Linked DNA regions of Homo sapiens: region 2 is linked to region 1. Evidence: chromatin loops called from intact Hi-C (ENCODE). Cell type or tissue: heart left ventricle. All regions are shown on one strand. Each heading gives the region's core, and the rest is flanking DNA. Links, peaks and the distances in the headings are about the cores only.

Region 1 (8,415 bases), core at 190-8,189:
TCTGGTGTTTACAGCACAATTCTATCTCACATACCCTTTACCTTTTGCTGAAAATATATTACTAATTTTTGAAGTGCATGTTCACGCATTACTTTGGACTATTAGGGTAGGGGAAGTGGAGTAGTGACGTGTGGGGGTGGGGAAGGAAAAGTCTCAGGTTTGCTTCTAAGTAGACTTGCAAAAAGGAAGATAGTCATATTTAGTCATCTGATTTAGCTTTGAGTATAAATGTACTCAATAGGTTGCTTTTGTAGATTATTTGCATCTTATTTTGTTATCTTTAGTCCACCATGTTTGATTAAGTAAGAAGAGCCTTTGTGATTATCCAATGCAATATCTGTCTACTTCAGGAATCTTCTCTACAACACCCCTGTTGCGCCATCCACCCTCTGCTAAAAGACATTGGTAAGAAAATATTTAAGGTCTAAGACACCCAATCAATTGATAAGAAGGACTTCCTTGTGCTGATGCTGCACCTGCCTATTCAAAACTTCTGTCCACCAGGTCATGGTTCTACAGAGCTGAACTTCCTCTCAATAGCTCCTGTGGCTATTTAAGAAAACTATAATAGTATGTTGCCTAAACGTCTTCTCAGCTTTAGGCTAACCAACCCAGTTCTTTCAATTATTCTTCTTTTCAGGTAGTTCCTGGATCTCTCTATTGCTCACTGACACATTTTAGATTGTCAACAGTCTTCTTTGCTAAAACTCATTTTGTTATTCTGTGTCTCACAGAAAGCAGAGGCACATCATCTGCTATCATGACACTTTCATAATCGATGGCTATGATCTCTGCCCTCTGCAACCTTCTGTTCTCCTCACAAAACAGAAACTTACTCATTTTCCTCATAGTTCCTTAAAGCCCCTTAAAAAACACTTAATCTCTTTCAAATAGGAGGCACAGAAACACCCTCCAAAACAAAAACAAACAAGCAAACACACAATAACTTGATAGAGAGAAAAGAATTTTGAAATACATTCCAAAGTATTTAAGCCCCCCAAATTAAAATGAATTAAGACATATGCAAATAGATCATGTTCCCAATAGTTTCTCCTGAACACACACACACACACACGCACACGCGCACACACTAGCAGCAACTAGTAAAGCCTTTTGCAACTTGCGGTGTTTCCCAATCATCTAAATATAAGAAGCTATGAGCAGCTCCAGGCTGCCTTATCTCTCTCACAGATATCTGCCTCCTCTTGGTCCTGGGATTAAATCTTCTCTAGATCACTATCTCACCCTTCAGCTATTCAGTTCCCCATTGACAATGTAAATGTCACTTTGAAATAACTGTCCCTGTGACTTACTTTGAGGATGCTTGAAAAAGTAGTGCTTTTGCAGAAGTTGACGTTGGGTTATATTATTTCACATAAAACAGAATGTGGTCAGTGGGCAAATTCTGCTTCTTAAGGGTGTTCTAGTTCCTTTTAAGAAAGATTTTATGCCAAGAGAAAATAAAAAGTAACTGACCTTACCTTGGGCCACCCCTCCTTTTTTCATGATTGTAACATCCATATTATGTCAGGAGGCTAACAGGTCATAGGTAGTGGTGTTTTTTTTAACTAAAAATTAGTGTCCTCCACTGTTGTACATTTTGGCCAAATGTTTGTTCCACACTGGTGTGGAGTGGAGATTTCTGATTCTCAGAAGGCCTTGCCTAACTGTTCACCATCTTCTATCAGCTCTCACAACCCTCTCTTAATAACAAACCTTGGCCGGGCATGGTGGCTCATGCCTGTAATCCCAGCACTTTGGGAGGCCAAGGCGGGTAGATCACCTGAGGTCAGGAGTTCGAGACCAGCCTGACCAACATGGTGAAACCCCGTCTCTACTAAAAATACAAAATTAGCTGGGTGTGGTGGTGCATGCCTGTAATCCCAGCTACTCTGGAGGCTGAGGCAGGAGAATCACTTGAACCCAGGAGGTGGAGGTTGCAGTGAGCCGAGATTGCACACTCTGGCCTGGGCAACAAGAGCAAAACTCGATCTCAGGAAAAAAAAAAAAAAAAAAAAAGCCTTGGTAAACCTCTTCTTTTGTTGACACAACCATGGTCCCCATGTGTCCCATGGTATTTTTATAGCATTCCTGACAAGTCTATAAGAAAACGACCAGTAACCTTTGGAGAGAGGAGTCCTAACTGCTACCATGTGCCCTGGGTTATCTCAAGAATGTTCAGAGCTAAATTTACCACCTGTGCCATCTGTCATAGTTGACTCCCTCCTCATTCCATAGTCTCGTTTGCCTTTTTCTGTGGTATTACCTTATGTATTTTGTATTGTTAAGATTTCTCCACATCTTATTTGGAAACAGGCACCATGCAATAGAAATAGACTAGATCCATTTTGTCAGCAATTGACTTGAAGCAGTACTTACCTTTTCTAGTGCTCAGTTTCCAAACATATGAAATAAGAGGGTTCAACTGGATTTTGAGGCCACTTCCAGCTCTCACATTCTTTCACCAGGTGACTTTGGGGCTCTAATAATGCGTTTTGAAATACAGTCTAAAAGGAATACAGAGCTAAGGCTTCCACCGGAACAACAGGGCTGTTTTTCTGCCTACTTTGGGAAAGGAGTTAGGGTATGGGGAGATACTGGGTCCAGAATTGGTGTGTTCTTGATCTCACTGACTTCAAGAATGAAGCCATGGACCCTCGCGGTGAGTGTTACAGTTCTTAAAGGTGGCGTGTCCGGAGTTTGTTCCTTCTGATGTTTGAACGTCTTTGGAGTTTCTTCCTTCTGGTGGGTTCGTGGTCTCGCCGGCTCAGGAGTGAAGCTGCGGACCTTCACGGTGAGTGTTACAGCTCTTAAGGCGGCGCGTCTGGAGTTGTTCTTTCCTCCCGGTGGGCTCGTGGTCTCGCTGGCTCAGGAGTGAAGCTGCGGACCTTCGCCGTGAGTGTTACAGCTCCTAAAGGCAGCGTGGACCCAAAGAGCGAGCAGCAGCAAGAGTTCCTGCAAAGAGCGAAAGAACAAAGCTTCCACACAGCGAAGGAAGACCTGAGGGGATTGCCACTGCTGGCTCGGGCAGCCTGCTTTTATTCTCTTATCTGGCCCCGCCCACCCCCCCCCACATCCTGCTGATTGGTCCATTTTACAGAGAGCTGATTGGTCCGTTTTGACAGGGTGCTGACTGGTGCATTTACAATCCCCGAGCTAGACACAAAGTTTGCCACCTCCCCACCAGAGTAGCTAGATACAGTGTCCACTGGTGCATTCACAACCCCTGAGCTAGACACGGGGTGCCGATTGGTGTGTTTGCAAACCTTGAGCTAGATACAGAGTGCCGATTGGTGTATTTACAATCCTTTAGCTAGACATAAAGGTTCTCCAAGTCCCCACCAGACTCAGGAGCCCAGCTGGCTTCACCCAGTGGATCCCGCACTCAGCCGCAGGTGGAGCTGCCTGCCAGTCCCGCGCCGTGTGCCCGCGCTCCTCAGCCCTTGGGCGGTCGATGGGACTGGGCGCCGTGGAGTAGGGGGCGGCGCTCGTCGGGGAGACTCCGGCCGCACAGGAGCCCACGGAGTGGGGGGAGGCTCAGGCATGGCGGGCTGCAGGTCCCGAGCCCTGCCCCGCAGGGAAGCAGCTAAGGCCGGGCGAGAAATTGAGCACAGCAGCTGCTGGCCCAGGTGCTAAGCCCCTCACTGCCCGGGGATTGCCGGCTGGTCGGCTGCTCCGAGTGCGGGCCCGCTGAGCCCACGCCCACCCGGAACTCGCGCTGGCCCGCAAGCGCCGCGCGCAGCCCCGGTTCCGGCCTGCGCGTCTCCCTCCACACCTCCCTGCAAGCTGAGGGAGCAGGCTCCGGCCTTGGCCAGCCCAGAAAGGGGCTCCGTCAGTGCAGCGGCGGGCTGGAGGGCTCCTCGAGCGGGGCCAGAGTGGGCGCCAAGGCCGAGGAGGCGCCGAAAGCGAGCGAGGGCTGCGAGGGCTGTCAGCAGGTTGTCACCTCTCAATACCACTGATTCATAAATAGAAGCTATGTTCCCCTGGGAAGAAGCTATAAGCTGAATCCACTCCTCGTTGTGGCTGAAATATGTCTCACTTTTGAGCTTTCAAAGGATGCAATCTGGTTTATTCAGAGGATAGAGGTAAGAAAGTATCAAACTACTTGCAATAGCTATGTACTAAAGGTATTTAAGGGTGCTTCACAGAAAACTGAGATAGGAACTGCGGGCTGCACAAAAGGTGGTATTCAATCCAGACATCAGGTTCACCAAGACCCATGAGATCCTACCCGTGCCAGAAACAAAATCTTCATTGAAAACTTTCATTATTTACTTGCTCAACAGGGACTAAAAAGTCCCAGCCTAGTGTTAACTGGTTCATCTGGTGACCTGATCTGGCCCTCTGTGACCCGTTACTAAGTGAAATCTAACAGAAGTGAACCGTGACCCATTTGTTTTCCAAGCATGCAATTTGGTTCATGAATCTAGAAAACAATAGTGTGAAAAGCCTTTCACTTTCTAACTTTGGAAAATGATTATTTTTTAAAAACCTAATTAGATACCATGTTTCCTCTCTCTCTTTTTTTTTAAATAAGTTAGTTTAGTTAGAAAAGGCATTTCTGTGATGCATCTAATGGACTTGCTTGCTGCAGTGTGCTGGTAGAAATCTATAAAGAGTAAGTGCTGGGGGTGGGCCTGGAGTGGTGGGGAGAAGGAAAGCAAGCCACATCTCCTGATGCACAATTCTAAAGAATCCAGTGGTTCTTGAGTGTATATAGAGAGTACATATGAGTCAACAAGTAGACAAAGAAAATCCAGACCTTTGATGACCCCTGGTGAATAAACTAAGCACTGCATTGAAATGCAGCTAGAGCCACAGACTTCCGTGCAGGCAAGCCTCTGGAATGGCTCCTCTCTCGAGTAAGGCAAAAGGTTTTTTCTCCCCCAAATGCCTGTTTCATTTGTATTACAGACATACCTTACATACTTGAGGCATCGTTATCCTTCTGAACAATTCTCATGTTGGTGATCTCTGTTGGTAGAGACTAAGAAATGTGTATCCAACACTACTTTCTATTTGTGCTGTGACCTCTTAGACCCGAACAGTGTTATTCATGGAACACTGAAGAATTCAGTGACCTCCATAAAGCAAGATCTGTAACTATCTTTCAGATTAGGTATCTATTTATTATTTTTATGGAATAATTATAAAGAATAAATCAACCATCTTACATCACTCAAATTTAAGATCAGAGTTTAAAGATAATCACTTGTCTATAACTGCTGAGTACCGGGTAAAATACTCTTCTAGGCAGCAAAAGTCTGCATTTTTGTAAACAGCTGTGTGTGACCAGCATGTGGTACATGCGAGCCAGAAAGCAGGCTGTATTTTGTCAGCTTGTAGAAGAGAAGGGAAATTTGCCATTGTAAAAGAAGGAAGCAGAGAGGGGAGGTGCAGAGACTGAAATATTTTTATTGTACACCCCAGGCGTCCAATTATAAAAGAAATGTCAAATCCCTATTTGTAATAATCCAGAATGGAACCTACCTGGTAAAGTTATATAGAGTGGAATACAAAACAGTTTATACTGTTAATACAGTTTAGCTTATCAGTTATTTGCGTACCATAACTATTGGCTTTTAAGTTTTTGTTGCCTGAACAGGAAATATTTTTTATATCTCTCAGATTGGTGTACGCAGGGTGCTGAATTGCTGAGTTTATTCCTGCTCCCTTCACCCTTTTTAATCACCACAGACTAAGGAGTGCCTTTTTTCTCTGCTATGGTTTGAATGTTCCCTCCAAAACCCATGCTGACATTTAATTTCCAATAAAATGGTATTGGGGAGTGGGGCCTTTGAGAAGTGATGAGGTCATGAGGGCTCTGCCTGGTGAATGGATTAATGCTGTTACAGGAGTGGATTAGTTATCTCAGAAGTGGGGTCCTGATCAAAGGGTAAGTTTGGCCCCCATTTTCTCTCCACCTCATGCACTTGCTCACCACATAATGCCTTCTGCCACGGATGATGCATGGGAAGGCCCTCACCAGATGCTGGGGCCATGCTATTGGACTTCCTAGCCTCCAGAGCTGTGAGCCAAATCAACTTCTTTTTTAAAATGAATTACCCAGCCTGTGATATTCTGTTAAAACAGCAGAAAATGGACTAATAAAATCTCTTTAAAAATGAACTAAATTAAATTTTTAAAGAAATACAAAGCATTACGTATTCCAAATATGTGCTTCAGCTTCATGGGTAGGCATCTCAGTCTCTCCACTGGGATTACAGGGGCTCAAGTAAACATAAGTCATCACTTTCTTATGTGGCCTTCAGCATAGTCCTTCTGGATGAGGAGGTTGGCATTCAGGAAATTTAATCAAAAGCCAGAGGTCTAAAATTTCAAAGGTGGAAAGTATCTTAGAAGTTGTTTAGTTTAATTCCTCCACTTAGTTTGAACATGAGAAAACTGAAACCTAGAATTGGGTGATGTTTCTAATACAGCACAACTAAACACAGATCTGTTTCTTCCCAGTCTAGCTGTCTGTCCTTTCCATCACTCTGCCTTCTTTGGGGCATGTTGAACATTCTGTGCCTTTATAGAGGACAGCCATGTCACCCTTGGGAGTATCGAGTAAATTGTTAAATTAGGAAATGAAGTGAAGAGGGGATATAATGAAACGTTAATAAGAATTTAAGAAACAACTCAATTTGGAGGAACATTTATACAATTTTCAGTTTCTTTTTCAAATTAGAAAAAGTAGTTTTGATTCTAACCACAAAGTCCATTTGTGTTTATTACTTCATTGCATGTTTTAATGACAAGTTATAGCATTATATATAGCACATTATAATGTGAAAGGTATGTCATGATACTATTATTGGTGTGATTAGGTATGTGTCCCACCATGTGGCTGAAGGACAAACAAATTACTAAGAATTTATGCACTGTGTGTCTCATTGTTACAAGTATTTTCTGAGACTTTTAACCCGGATATGACACATTTTGAAATCTTTATCTCATGTTTGAAGTTCGCTCATCTTTCATTTCTATATGAAGTACATATCCCAATTGAGTAAATGTAGCATTAAAAAGTCTCTTGGGGCTGGGTGTGTTGGTCATGCCTGTCATCCCAGTGCTTTTGGAGTCTGAGGCAGGAAGATCACTTGAAGCCAGGTGTTGAAGACCACCCTGTGTAACAGAGCAAGACCCCATCTCTACAAAAACATTTTAAATTAGCCAGATATGGTGGCATGCACCTGTAGTCCTAGATACTCAGGAGGCTGAGACAGAGAATTTCTTGAGCCCAGGAGTTCGAGGTTAGTGAGCCATAATTACACCACAGCATTCTGGCCTGAGCAACAGTGAGACTCTGTCTCTAAAAGAAAAGAAAAGGCTCTCCAGTATGCCACTGAGGCAGAAAAGTATCTGTGTATAAAGTGTTGGAAGATATGTCCAAATGCCTTCAAACTAAAAGTCATGGGCTCTAAGCCACCAAATACAACATAGGACTATTCACCCCAGATTCAATGAATCCTTCCTTTCAAAAGATCAGCTGGACATGATATGAGGTTCTTAGTAACCTGATCAAGGTTTGTTTCCCAGTTTTGAATCCATAGAAACCAACAAATTTAATGGAAAGGTAGCAAGATTTAATGGAAAAAGCATTGGGAATCTGAAGACTTAATTTTGCAACCCATCTCTGCCCTCTATAGCTGTGTAACTTTGGGCAAATTCTTTAGCCTTTCTTGTTGAATGAACTCAGTAATGGGGGTTAAGGAAAACTAACTCTGGCATATGTGGCTACAACCTGAAATTCTTCTGGGCCTGGTTATAGGGTAGTAATTTTGGCAGCCATAGCACAGGAGTATGAGCTAGACTGATTGTAGAGCCTCCTATAACATCCACACAAGAACATCTCCACAGGAGTAACCAAGCATCCCCTGGACTGGGCAAGACCAGTGTTCAGTGGCCACAGTGTATAGCTCTGGCTGAAGTTTGGCACCTATAAACTGAAGAACTATCAAGCCTCTTCTTCATCTAAATATAGGTGGTTTGACTTTTTATGCATGGGTGTGTGGCAGAGTAGGGAAGTGGGTATGTATCAAATGATGTATCCTAGATTTTCTTCTTTAAATGGCAGGCTTAGACTCAAGCAATTAATTGCAAAAAATAATGCAAGCATGACTAGTTTCACTTGAAGTTTAGATTTCTTGCCCATCATGCTGCTAAGAAAATTAATAATTTTACTGGCAATTCAATCAATTTTGAAGAACAAGCTCTTCCTGCATTGAAAACAAAAGCAAAACAAATAAAAAAACCTTAAATGTAGAAAAGTGATACAATTTACATTGTTCTCTATAGTACAGTCTTTCCTAGAGGATGGCGTTACAGTGTCCCAGGTTGATAGCCAGGTGTGGTGGCTCATTCCTGTAATCCAAGCACTGTGGGAGGCCGAGGCAGGTGGATTACTTGATG
Region 2 (8,415 bases), core at 302-8,301, 580 kb before region 1:
TTTAAGAAGTAAAATCTACAGAATTTAGAAATAGATTTGATAGATGTATTGACAGAGAGAAAGGTGTGAAGGATAAATCCCTAAGTTTCTGGCTTGGCAATAAAGTGGGGATGGGTCAGGAAGGGGAAAGTAAGAGTTCAGTTTGAGGCATGGTGAACTGAAGATGCCTTTTCAGTCCCACCTCCTTCTCAACTCCCTTCCAGAGGTGATGGTCTTACTTTCCTGTTTATTCTTTATTATCCAAAAGTCAGCTCACAAACTCAAATTCTTTTAGGGGCTAGTCAGGCAACTGGAGTGAATGAAGCATGCAGGGTCAGGGAGACATTCAGAGACATTCAGAATGGAAGGGAATTTGTTGACCTATAAAAAACATGACATGTCAAAAGTGGGGTGGCTGTGACTCAGATACGCCCATTGGGAAGTCAAATGTTGCCAGCTTTTGATTTTTCAAAAGAAGCTGAAAATCATGATTTTTATGTTTCTTACTTAGCAACTAATTTGACTCTTGTGCGCGCGCACACACACACACACACACACACACACACACACACACACACAACCCCCTCTACTAACCTACTGTAAGGACCAATTCTATAGGCCGAACAAAACAAATCTGTGAGCCATGCGTAGACAGATTAGAATTCTGGTTCTAAATCATTCATTAATATTAGTTTACTCATATTACTGATCAAGTATATTTCAATAACGTTATTGGGGTAGAAATTTTGTGATAACATTTTAAGAGGTACTAGTAGGAGACTGAGGTGGGAGGATAGCTTGAGGGCAGAGTTCAAAACCATCCTGGGCAACATAGTGAGACCCTGTCTCTACCTCCCAAAATAAAATTAGCCAGGCGTGGTGGCAAACACCTATAGTCCTAGCTACCTGGGAGGGTGAGGCAGGAGGATCACTTGAGCCCAGGAGTTTGAGGTGACAGTGAGCTATGATCATGCCACTGCATTCCAGCCTTGGTGACAGAGGAAGAACCTGTTTCTAGAAAAAAAAAAGTGTTAGTATTTGGATTTTACCAAAACACATTACACAATAAATTTTAAAACATTTAAAAATGTTTAAAATCATTTCTTAGAAAAACGTCAAGTTCTCAGAAAAGTTGCAAGAATAGAATAATGAGCTTCCATGTACCTTCACCCAGATTCACCAGTTGTTAACATTTTGCCACATTTGAGTTCTGTTTCTTCCTGCTCCCCCATCTGGATCATTTGAGAGGGAGCTATGGATATAATGGCCATAAAATTTTAGAATGTTGCCCCTAAGTACAGTGATATTTTCTAACATAACCACAGTATGATGATCAAATTCAGGATTAATGCAATACCATTACCTAATATACAATTAATATTCAATTTTGTGATTTTTTTCTCATTCAGAATCCAGCTGAGATCACTCATTTCATTTTGTTGTCATGTATATTTTGTCTCCTTTACCCTAGAATGGTTCCTCATGTCTTTCATGACATTGACATTTTTGAAGAGTACAGGCCAGCTGTTTTACAGAATGCCCCTCCAATTGAGTGCTTGATCATTTCCTTATGATTAGATTCAGGTTGTGCATTTTTGGCAGGAATACCATGTAAATACTGTTGTGTCCTCAGCAGCTCACTCCGGGAGGCACATGATGTCACTTTGATGAACCCACTGTACAGGAACTTCCCCCCTTTGCAATCAGCAAGTAATCTGTGGGGAGATATTTTGAGGCTCTGAAAATATCCTGTTCACCAACAAACTTTCACCTAATAGTTTTAGCATCTTTTGAAGACTGTCATCTTCATCTGTTATTACTGCAGAGGCTGCAAGTTTGTGATTTTTAAAACAAACATTTCTTCTATGTTTGTTAGTATTTCACTGTAAAAAAGAGGTTTCTCTTCCCCATTATTTACTTATTTATATATTTTTTTATCTCTGTGTGAACATCTGGACTCTTTTTGCTGCCAATGTTTTATAACTTATTGTTGTTATTTTGAAGCTAAAATTGCCCATAATTGGCCAGAGGGAGCTCTTTCAAGCTGGCTCCTATGTTATTTTGACACTGCCCCTTATATTTTTGAGGGTTTACGTTCTGTCACAAGATGCTTACGGCTCGCTTTGTACTTTCCCTGCCCTAGTCCTGGAATCAGCCATTTCTCCGTGCTTCCTTTTAGTGAGGGATGTATTCAGAAACGAAACTCTGGGCCCTAGGTGTGCTCACGACTACTGAGATGTCATTGATTCTAGGTGCTTTCAGTGAACAGAACTGGGAGATATACATTTCTTTAAATTTGTGGGTTCATCCTGGCCCCTCGAATTCCCATCAAACACCAGATAACTCTTCCTTACCTCCCCACTTTCCATCATTGTAACTGCCTTCCACCCACCACTTCTCCCGCAGCAAGACCCTGGCTCCCAAGAATACCAATACATTTGTTCAAAGCATGCATTTTAAAGCATGCTTCCTCCTTTCCCAGCTGCTGAAATAACTTACTTTGACATTCCTCAGTTTCTATAATTTTTCTAGTTGCTTTTCTGACATTATACACATGTTCTTTCTAAGTCTATCTTCACAGAGATTTTACCATGTAGATGTGCTTTTTTAATATTATTTATCATCAATCATACAAGGAACAATTCCCTTGGCTTGAGTAAGGCTGAAGAAGGTTATTGATAATAACTTCCATCTGCTTGGCAGCTTAAAGTTTACAGAGTACTCTTTTACATGTGCTACTTCATTCACTCTCAATGGTTTGAATTCTTTAGGTCCCAGACAAAATGAACAGTAAATAAATTCTGAGCTTCATGAATGTTTCACATAGTAGGAACTTGAATAATGCCTGCTCATTTTCTTTCTCTTAATTTTTTCTGTAGACCACCTTTGTGATCAACCTGCTGATTTTTAAAAAAGATACATTTAGAATCTATGACTAATGAAAATAGGTATCATATAAAAGGATGAATAATCGTAAGCAATACGTAATCTAAAATGTTTTATACTCACTTTAGCATTTTTTGCCATTGTTATTTCATAGGGATTTTGTGTCTTCTTTAGACTGATATTTTTAAAAAGACATCTGCTTCCTAAAGACATACCAATTACAAATGCCTTTAAAGCAGTGGTTCTCAAGTGTGGCTGCAAGAAGAATGTCTCGGGAAATGTGTGTGGAGGCTGCATCCCACAGTGATTAAATCGGAATCTTTAGGGTAGGCATCAGTACTGTAAAAAACTCTCTGGAAGATTTCACTGAGAAGCCAGTGCATGGGTAAGGAAAGGCTGTGCTAAGGATTGATGATGGCAGCTTGGGTCACAGGCTAAGTACAAGAGAACTTGATCTCCACCTCATTTCTGATGTAAAGACCGGTACTTAAAGTATGCAAGAATATATTTTGAGCTTAACCTTGCAGTCGAAAGGCACTGAATACATTCTTTCTTTTTCTTAGCCAATAGGATATCAAAGACCATCTTTTCTTTACTCTAAGTGCCCTGCTCAAGCATCCTCATCTTTCAACTAGATTAATCTCCTTGAAGGGACAGCAAGTCTTCACTTAACATTGTCAATAGGTTCTTAGACACTGTGACTTTAAGCAAAACATATTAAAAAACCAATTTTACCAACGGCTAATGGATATAAACAAGAGTTAAGTTCCTATGATGGTTTTTCTGGTCACAAAAACTTCTTCTAAATAAAGATCACCAACACTTCTCATATTAAACACGGAAATAAATTTGAGCTATGCATACATTTTTAAAAGATTAATAAAAATAACTAAGATAATTATGTACCAGCTTATTCCAGTTCAGGGTTGCAGATGGTCGAAGCTTATCCCAGCAGCTCAGGGGGCAAGGCAGGAACCAACTCTGGGCAGGCTGCCGTCCCATCTCAGGGCACACTCACACACATGCCTACGCTTACTCACACTGGGACCATTTAGACATGCTGATTCACCTAGCATGCACACTTTGGGGTATGGGTGGAAACCGGAGTACCCAGAGAAAACCCACATAGACATGTAGAGAACATGTACACTCCACACAGTGAATCTGGCCAGGAACTGATTTTGTTTTTCTCATCAATGTTATCACAAAATGATGTTGAATGAAATGATGATATTTAAGGACCTGCTGTACTACTCTGTCCCTAGCAAGGAGTAGGAGCTGCTAAAATATCTGTTGACTTGCAATAAAGTCAGTCCAGTTAAGGACCCACAAAAAATGAATATGTATTTTAAATGCAAAACAAGTTGTGGGACCTTATGGGAGAATCTGTGAAGGGGTTATGTGAGCAGTCACTGGATTTGCAAAGGTAGCTAGATGAGTTTAATGATTATTCTTTACAATTTAGCTTGTAGGAATCCTAACCTCTCTTCCAAAACCAGAAAAAGGTGGAGAAATCTTTTTTGTTGAGGATAGACTGACAGTGGCATTAGGAGAGGTGTGTTGGTGTGATGTATGCTTCATAAAGGGGAATAGCATATACATACATACATAGATATGCATGTATTTAAAATTTCCATTGTGATCATCCCAGATAAATATGTGTTTTCTTTTAAAAATACAATATGTAATATCCTGCTTCCTTTCTAAAATTTAGAGTAGCAGAGTTTTGTGAACAACTTGGTGTTTCAGGGCAACAGCATCCCAAGAGGTAATACGAGATATCTGCTCTAAGAGGCCTGCATTCTAGAACCCCATACCTGGAAGAACATGTCCTGGTACTGCTGAGCTAGGGTCAGGGCTAATGCTGGGGAACGGGCGCCACCTACTGACGGCCCAAGTCACTCTTTCTCCTTCCAGGAACCTCCCTCTTGGGTTTGGTTAAGAGCAGTATCTCAAGAGAGGCTGGCCCCAAAAGACCCAGGGAGGTTGTCTCCAGTCCCCACTGTGTTTTGCAGGAAAGTTCATGAGAATGTAGCCACACAAAGTGAGGTGTTCTGAGTGTATGTCTTCCATGAAAAGAGTTTTCCATGGAAAACTCTATTTCTAAGGCATGTAGGCGGCAGAGGGTGAAGTTTAGGAATTAACTCTGTTTTAGAAGGGTTTGAATCAATTTAAAGGCTTTAAAAAATAGAGGTTCATTTTATTTAAAAATAAAACTTTAAACTTATTATTAAATGGAGAGCATACAGAAAATTGTCATTGCATATAGAGTTTTAGAACATGGACTGAGTGAGCAGGCCTTGAAATACTAACAATAAGGACCCCAGAGTCTCCCGGCAAACCATTCAGTCTCAGGCTTCTTGTGTAGGAGATAGGCATGATCACTTGTCCTCTCAACATCATGTTGGGTCAGCTTGAAAAGTGCACTAGAGACTGACAAGATGACGAGATTTGTTTCTTCCACTAGGAAATGCATCTGGGACACATGATTTTAAGTGTGAGAAAGGCCACTTCCCAAATTAACTGAGATCCAAAATTAGACTCTTTCTCTTCTCTTTGGTGGGAGTTGTATCTCCGAGAAAAGACACTCTGGTTGAGTCAGTACACAGAAGAGCAGGAGAGAGTGGAAGGACCACAAGGGAAGAGAGGAAATATTTCTTCAGTAGCTATAGAATGGCTTCACAAGCTATGGTCTTGGCAAACTGGCTTTCGGGGCTTCCCATTTTCACCCTCAGCAGCTCTGAATCCCTGAGAGTTCCAGCACTATTCATCCCAAAGGAATAGAGCTAACAGCAGGGTTCGCTGGGTGCCCGGCCCTGAGCTTAATGCCTTTTGCAGATTGGTTCATCCATTCTCCCTACAGCCCTATGAAGGCTCAGGGACAGAGGTTAAAGGAACTTGCCCAAAATCCCAGAGCTAATGAATGAGAAAGCTGAAATCTAAACCCAGTTCTGCCTGGCTCCAGAAAAATCAGTGTTCTTTTTCATGTGAGTTCTGAACCTCTCATGGTGGCTTTTCAGAAACTGCTAGTGGAAGCATCTTGGAACTAGAGAAGATATGAAAGATTCCGTAGCTGTCTCTTTTCTTAGTAGAGGTTTACCCTGCACTGTGAGTGACAGAAGATCCCTTACTTTCTTTCTTTTTTGCCTGAAGACCACATAGCATCATCAAAGTTCTAGACTGCCTTAAATGGAAAAAGCAGTATTTACCTATTGACTTCATTGTATATGCACATGCAAACATATTGTGTGCATGCATCTTTTTTTGCATGGAGTGGGGAAGTTGAACAAAGAGTAAGGACACTGAGGAAACAGAGAGCATTGGGTGGCAGGTAGCTACACAGTGCCAAGACATGCAGCCTGGGAGAAAGAGCACTGGACTGGAAGTCAAGGGTTCTTGATTCTAATTCTGATCCTGCCATTAATAAAAAACAACACCAGCTCACATTTGAGTGCTTACAATGTATTAAGTATCATTTCACACATTTTATAAATATTAATTCACTTAATCCTCATGACCATCCTATGAGATAAGTACTATTACTATTCCCACATTGCTGCTGAGAAAACTGAGGCACACAAAGGTTAAGTTACTTGCCCCGGGTCACACCAGCTAATAAACGCTAGAGTTGGCTTAAACTCAGGCAATATGGCTAACTACATTTTTATGTAACGCCATCTCTCAACTACCTGATTTATTGATTTTGTCAGTGACTCTTTCTGGACTTCAGTTTTTCCCATTTACACATTTATATTTTTAACAAATATTGAGGCCCAAGCCTGTGTAAGACCTTGTAAATCAGATAGAGGTGTAAAAGACCATGCACGCTGATCACCTACCTCCTGCAACACACACCCAGTGGAAAATGCAAGGGAGAGGAAGTCCACGTGCACTTGAGACTCCCAGGGAAGGCTGCGGGAGGAGGTGGCATTGGAACTTGATCTTAAGGTGGGAGACTGGTCCAGGAAGGGCATCTCAGCAGAGGTAAAACTCAAGGTGTGTTTGGAGACTCTAGTAACTAGTCCATTTTGACTCAAGAACAGAGTATTGGGCAGGGGATACTGCCAGAGAGAAAAATCAAGGTCCAAGATCAAGGAGTCACATCCAGGACCATTAATCTGACAACTGCCTGTCAGCCAAATTTGTGTGGGGAGAGACTGGAGGCCAATGGAGCCACGCGGAGGTTAGAGAAATGGTCTGGCTGAGAGAACTGAGGACCTCAAGTTGGGTGGTGGGAGGAGACGGGTTCTGAAAAATGGAAGCTGATGCCAGAAACATCCAGAAAGCAGGGAAGGTGAGATGGAGAGGGGGAGGTGGCACAGTGAGCAGAATGGCTGAAGAGGGAGCAGCAATGGCTGAGAAAGAAGACAGCTGCTCAAACTAAGATCCCTGTGGGCTATGGAGGCAGACACACTTGCCAGAGTTAATGGAGCTGTGCGGAGGAAGCTTAGGGTGACACTCATTAGAGGAGTTTGATGACAGCTACACCTACTATGTGCCAGGCATTCTGTATGTCCAACCTCCACCTCCCATGTTATCTCTAATCAACAAAAGAGTACTGTTACACAGGTATGTGGAATTCAGTTTGAGGCTTTTTTGTCTTCCCCAAAGAAACAGCATAGCATAGTGCTAAAAGGACAGACTCTGAAGCCACAAGACTGGAAAAAGTAGAGGAGCTACTGTCATTGTGTATCCTGGGGAGGTGATTTAATTTTTCTGTACCTCAGTGTGTGCATGTGGGGCTAACGTTACCAACCTCGTAGTGTTACTGTGAGGATTAAATGAACTAATATATGTAACATGCCTGGCCTGAGTAAGCACCTGAAAAATGTTAGCTTTTCCTATGGATGAGTAAACTGAGGAGCAGAGATTAAATGATCTGGCTGAAGACACAGCCCTCAGGGCTGGCATACCCAGCTCCACCAGCCCCAAGGCCTCCTTCAGTTCCACTAAGCCACAACGAAGTGAGCAGAGCCATAAAACAGAGAGGGAAAGGATAGAAAAGGCCTAAGGTAACAGCATAGTCAGGTGAAGAGAGGAAGACAAGGAATGCAAGTGCAATCAAGAAGAAACTGGGAGGAAGAGCAGATTTGTTTTTCATATGTATAACTATACTGTACATAATTTATTGGCAAAATTGGCATGTATGTACATGCATGCTCATATGGGTGCCTGTTTATGTGTACAACTGGAAAGTTTTTTTCTTTTTGAGACAAAGTCTCACTCTGTCACCCAGGCTGGAGTGAAGTGGTGCCATCTCAGCTTACTGCAACCTCCCACTCCCTGGTTCAAGTGATTCTCCTACCCCAGCCTCCCCAGTAGCTGGGATTACAGGTGTGCACCACCATGCCTGGCTCTTCTTTGTATTTTTAGTAGAGATGGGGTTTTGCCATGTTGGCCAGGATGGTCTTGAACTCCTGACCTCAAGTGATCCGCCAGCCTTGGCCTCCCAAAATGCTGGGATTACAGGCGTGAGTCACCATGCCCAGCCTGTAAAGTTTCTTTCTTTTAAAAAAACAAAAACAAAAACAAAAACTTTTATTTTAGGTT

The links. Hi-C counts contacts between places; a loop is a spot of excess contacts. Peaks named below come from ENCODE experiments on the same cell type or tissue, not always from the same donor. Only the 100,000 strongest peaks of a DNase experiment are listed, where the experiment ranks them.
Region 2: it touches region 1 in a loop (4-fold over the local background); 12 of 110 quality-filtered maps call a loop at or near these places.

What each region holds. Positions count from the first base shown.
Region 1 is chr9:3,729,165-3,737,579 of GRCh38, reverse strand. No RefSeq gene overlaps it. Among named protein-coding and RNA genes, the nearest start is that of RFX3-DT, 65 kb to the right of the region's middle. In heart left ventricle, for the core only: a CTCF peak has its summit at 4,780; a DNase peak (open chromatin) is centred at 3,839; H3K4me3 peaks cover 439 bases; H3K27ac peaks cover 1,061 bases.
Region 2 is chr9:4,312,127-4,320,541 of GRCh38, reverse strand. It overlaps a transcript of GLIS3 not described here. Among named protein-coding and RNA genes, the nearest start is that of GLIS3, 16 kb to the right of the region's middle. In heart left ventricle, for the core only: a CTCF peak has its summit at 4,740 (motif pointing left); a DNase peak (open chromatin) is centred at 4,741.